2 separate regions of the Mus musculus genome follow, and region 2 is linked to region 1. A link is a loop called in an ENCODE intact Hi-C map of the cell type or tissue named here. Cell type or tissue: left cerebral cortex. All regions are shown on one strand.

The links. Peaks named below come from ENCODE experiments on the same cell type or tissue, not always from the same donor. Only the 100,000 strongest peaks of a DNase experiment are listed, where the experiment ranks them.
Region 2: a loop joins it to region 1, with 2.2 times the contacts of the local background. A loop is called at or near these places in 2 of 42 quality-filtered maps.

What each region holds. Positions count from the first base shown.
Region 1 is chrX:48,254,834-48,257,333 of GRCm38, reverse strand. It overlaps Utp14a (UTP14A small subunit processome component), which reads right to left and starts at 400. Exons shown (of 15, transcript NM_028276.1): 1 at 366-400. The coding sequence starts at 391. It overlaps Gm39511 (a long non-coding RNA gene), which reads left to right and starts at 542. Exons shown (of 3, transcript XR_882302.1): 1 at 542-598. In left cerebral cortex, no CTCF peak of the experiment used is centred here; DNase peaks (open chromatin) are centred at 540 and 1,332; H3K4me3 peaks cover 1,516 bases; H3K27ac peaks cover 763 bases.
Region 2 is chrX:48,034,780-48,037,279 of GRCm38, reverse strand. Apln (apelin) reads left to right here and starts at 2,427. Exons shown (of 3, transcript NM_013912.4): 1 at 2,427-2,500. In left cerebral cortex, a CTCF peak has its summit at 1,340; a DNase peak (open chromatin) is centred at 2,488; H3K4me3 peaks cover 410 bases; H3K27ac peaks cover 61 bases.

The DNA of each region.
Region 1 (2,500 bases):
CGTTGAGGGGTAACATGAAATACCTGTTAGGTCTGGCACAACTTGGCACTCTCACAGACGGCGCATGTTGCGCGTGGCAGAGGCAGAAAATGCGCACGTGACAAATAAAGGGAAATCAATAGTAACTTTGCCAAGAGTCGGACGACCATCAGACCTAACAGCGATGCAACTTAAGAGCCGAGAAACTGAGGAGCAAAGCCAATTTAAATTAAGGGACTTTAGGATTCCTAGCCGATACATTAACTACTGGCAGGGTTTGGGGAGGCGAATCTCTAACAAACAGCAGTTCGGCTTCCACTTCCCTAAATACAGGAAATTCAGCCCTCAAAAATACCCGGGAATCTCCTTTCCCTTTTACGTCTTACCCCTTCGTAGCTTTGATAGAGTTCATCGCTGTCGCCGGTAACTCACATGGGTCAGGAACGGAAACCAAAGAGAGAGCAAGCTCCTTGCCTGCCGCAAAGCAAATTTTGCTTCCGCTAATCACGCGCGACAACGCGCGTCATTTCCGCCCAGGGGGAGGCTTGCAAAGTATTGTAGGCGCTCCAGGATTGGTCGATGGAAAAGCCGGCTGCCTGCCAGTTGGTCCGCACTGCCGGTGGGTGGGACTTGCCGGTCCCCATTCTTCTGAGAGGTTTTTATTTAGGTTGGCGGTATTGGTTCCCTGGCATTCGGTTTTCTTGCGGTCCGAGATTAGTGTGGTGAGGGCGAGGGTGCTGCGCTGTCAGGGACGGAGCTAAAACCAAAACCAATCAAACCAAAACAAAGCCTCCAGGGCCAGGCCCCGTTGGACTCTGTCGCACAGCTCTGGACTGGCCAGCCCCAGACTGTGTTGGACTCCTGCCAGATCAAGGGGACGGGAACGTAGCAAGTTTCTATCCATCTGAAGAGAAATTCTTTTTGAGCCGGTGTACCTGTGATTACAGCTCATTGTCCCCTTTTCCTATACAAGAAAATGTCACTCGAGAATGTGTTATGAGGCAGAAAGATCTCTTCTTGCTCCATCCGGTGCAACATAGTAGGACCCATACACACATGCACGCACACACAATCTTATTTTATCCGGTCCATAGCTCACTAGTAAACTGCTTGCAGCACAGGCATGAGGCTGCAGTTTCTCAACTCTTGCTTTTTTTTTTTTTTTTTTTTTTTTCTTGTTTGAGACAGGCTAGCCTTAAATTGGTGATCCTCTTGCTTTAGCACCCGACCTGCTGAGATTACATGCTTTTGTGGTACCACGTCTGGCATAATTTGTAAATAATAAACCTATCTATGTGTGTGAGTGCATTTGCGTGTGCGTGCGCGTGTGTGTGTGCGCGCGCGTGTGTACGCATGCCATTGCACACGCGGAAATCAGGACAACCTGTAGGAATTCCTTTCACCATCTGGCTGCAGGGGATTAAATTTAGGTTGTCAGGGTTGGGGGGAGGGTGTCAAATGCTTTTGACCAGCCTGAGACTTCTTGCATAAAAACATTATTGCCATTTCTTTTAGGTCATTTCCATTTTGTTTTCTCCAACGGTTGCACTGAAATTTCTTATGGTAATCGGCAATGCTCTAAAATTCTTAAATAAAATAATACTTTCTAGTCTTTGTGGTCCCAGAATTGAATATGGGATTTGATAGTTGTTTTTGTTTTTCATTATTCATTCAGTAAAATTTTTTTAATCATTGACTATGTGCCAGGTTTTTAGGAGTTATTGATACATTGTTGAACAAAGCAGATATTTTCTATGGTTTCATAGACACAATTTTCCAGTGGGCTTAAGGACAATTTTTTAAAAATTATTTATTTTTACTTTACATCCTGCTCACTGCTCCCCTCCCAGTCAATTTTAAATGTTGCTAAAACTCTAGCCCAGAGTTCCCTGACTGCTCTCTCCTGGTATCCTCTATGATGGTAGCTCTATGACCATCTTCTTCCATTTTCTTTCTTTCTTTTTTGTTTTTTTTGTTTTGTTTTTTGTTTTTTTGTTTTTCAAGACAGGGTTTCTCTGTGTAGCCCTGGCTGTCCTGGCACTCACTTTGTAGACCAGGCTGGCCTCGAACTCAGAAATCCGCCTGCCTCTGCCTCCCGAGTACTGGGATTAAATGTGTGCGCCACCACACCCGGCTCTTCTTCCATTTTCTTTGTTGTGTGCTTCTAATAAACTTATGCCCTAAGTGATGCTATTCCCTAGAAGCTTACTCTTGGCCCTCTATGTTTGTTCCCTATGTTCTCCCTGGGGCAAATTGCTTTTAAAACTGATATATGAACTTGAAAATCTACACTTCTAGCTTATATGTCTTTCTTAAACTATAGATTACTATCTCTGGGTGCCTTCTTTGTTCCCACAAGTACAACAGAGATGACCTTTTCCACCAGAGTTCTCTTGTATTCTTTGTTTCTGTAATTGATCAATAAATCATCCAATCAAGTTAGATATATGAGAGTCATCTTAGACTCACCATTCCTCAGCTATTCCCCACCTCTTTTACATCCTGACTCTATCAAATACCT
Region 2 (2,500 bases), 220 kb after region 1:
CAGAAGAAGCCTGGAAGCCTCAAAGGGGCATCTGGAGCCACACTGCATAGGTAAGGAATTGAGGAGCAGAATTTAAAATTGTTAACCAAAATCTCAGGTTAGGAAAATAAAAAGACACACTGCGCATACAAATCCACAGTACACAGAGGTAAGTAAGTTAACTGAGCAGCTAAAGAGCCGATGGTAATGATGTAAGAGACCATGGAACTGTATAGTACATTGCTGATGTGGGGGGACTAATGACACACTGCTCTCACGGAGGACAGCCATCTCATCTCTGTTCCCAACAATACATACACCAGGCTGTGTCCCCTGCCTCACATGGATGCTAACTCTTGTCAATGGGCCATGTTCTATGCTGCTTAGTACCGTAGCCACCAGCAATGCATATATGGCTCAAGCAAGTGAAATATGGCCAGTATGACCAAGGGACTGAAATTTTAACTTTGTTTAGAATGTGGTTATTATCTATCATATTAGAAAGCAGTATTCTAGCCACTCAGCGAAAGTCATGCACATCCCAGTAAACATGCAATAAAATATGAAAGTTTCTATTAAGTTTTGAGAGGCACTTATTTACATGTGCACAGGCTTGCTCCGTCAGGAACGGGAGCTATGTGTTTCCTAATAGTGACTCTGTGAGGGCTTCTCACTTTGTACAGTGCCTTCAGACACATGATCTCATTTGTCCCTATAGCACCATGGAGTGGGAAGAGCAGAGATTATCCTTGCCTAAGATCCAGTAAGTGTAGGTAAGGGCAGTGATGGCCTACAGCAGCTACATCTAGAAGACAATGTTTCTCGTTCTCACTGAACTGTTCTTTCCTGTAGGAGAGGGGAAAAAAGAGTGACATTCTACCCATGCTGGCTGTTCATATTCAGGGTCCCTCAGGTGAAGAGAGATTCTTCCTGGTTCCTCTTCTATTCAATATGGCCAGTTGGACCGCAGACGACCATCAAGAACCCCACCTTATTCCCATCTGACTCCCTTGACTTATTTGAATAGTTACTCTTATATTCAGAATCATATATTCTGAAGCCCGTTAGCTCTGAGGCTGTGTTCTGGGCCTGGAGCTGCATATATATATATATAAAAGGTCACTTTCTTGTGGACAGTTTTGGCAGAGAGACTGATAAATGTATGTATTGGAACGTTGTAACATTTCAAAGATATTTCATACTAATATAGCATACCATTTCACATCTTCTGCGGTACAGAGAAACCCTGTCCAATGTACCTTTTGTGTACATTTGGATGTACACATGGAGCAAACTGCCTGGCTTGCTGCAAGGTGGGAACACCTTTTGATTTAGTCTTTTAATATGTGTTGAGTGCCACCTATGTGCAGAGAATGATATTGGGGACTTTGGAGAGACCTGGAAGATTGGGACCGTTAGGGTCCTGTCTTAAAGAGTTCCCAATCTGGTGCATTTCTTTGGGGGAATCCCAGGCTGTAAAAGGAGCTAAGCATCTAGAGTAGAAAGGCAAATGACTCCAGGCCCTCTTATAATAGGGAATCCCAGTTGAGTGTAAAAGAAATCCAGCTGAGTTTGGAAGGAGCTGGGAGGATCCTCCCTACAACGAGACAAAACTAAGTTGGGGTCAGCTCCAAGCAGCAAGAAGGGGAACATGGTAGAACCTGCAGAATGCCTCCCCACAGTAAAGAGGAACCAGGGGGTAGCATCTCAGGTTGGGCAGGGACAGAACGGTGGCCTTTAGATTGGGTGGGATATTGAGGTTTTGCTGTATGCATAAAGAGCTTGGTCACCGAGCCCACCAGTCCAGGTAGAAGGTACTCGCTAGGGGACAGCAGGAGATATGAATGGTGGTTACCTAAGTTTTATGCACAACCTAGGCAATCACCCCCAATTCTAATTCAGTTGAAGATGCAGAGGAAAAAGGCGGAGTAGGGGAGGTCTTGAGCAAACCCATACTTGCGAATGCAGTGTCAAGGAAAGAAAAAAAAACATAGTTAGATTCGGAAATGGAGGGAGGGTGTTGTGGGCAGCCCAAATAGGGTCCTTCTGCAAACGCCCAGGTATCCTGACAGCTGTTAAGGAAACCCAGGTGAGAAAGGGTTAAGAGTGCCCCTCACTGTTTCAAATGGTTTACGTGTTTGAAATCCTTCAGGTCTCTACAAACCCTCTGGACCCCGGCCAGGCAGGCATTGTCCGGGGAGCAGTTGTGGGTTGTCCGAGCAGCCGCTCGGCCTTTGTTGTGGGGCCACCTCTGGGTTCTCTCTCGCGCCCTGGATAGGGCTGCAGCATGCTTCCCGGGAGGGGGGCGGTGCGGGAGGCTCACTCCCTCTCCCTCTTCCTGCCTCTCTTCCCCCCCCCCCCAACCCCCCCGCCTCCTAATGACCACATGACCAAGTGGGCTCGCGGCCAAACCACAAGCTACAAAATGCAGACCCCGAAGTGAGCAGGGAAGCATTCTCTCTAACAGCCTGGACCAACGGGTAGTTGGGAGTCGCGGGCAGAGCAGCGTCAGCCACTTAGA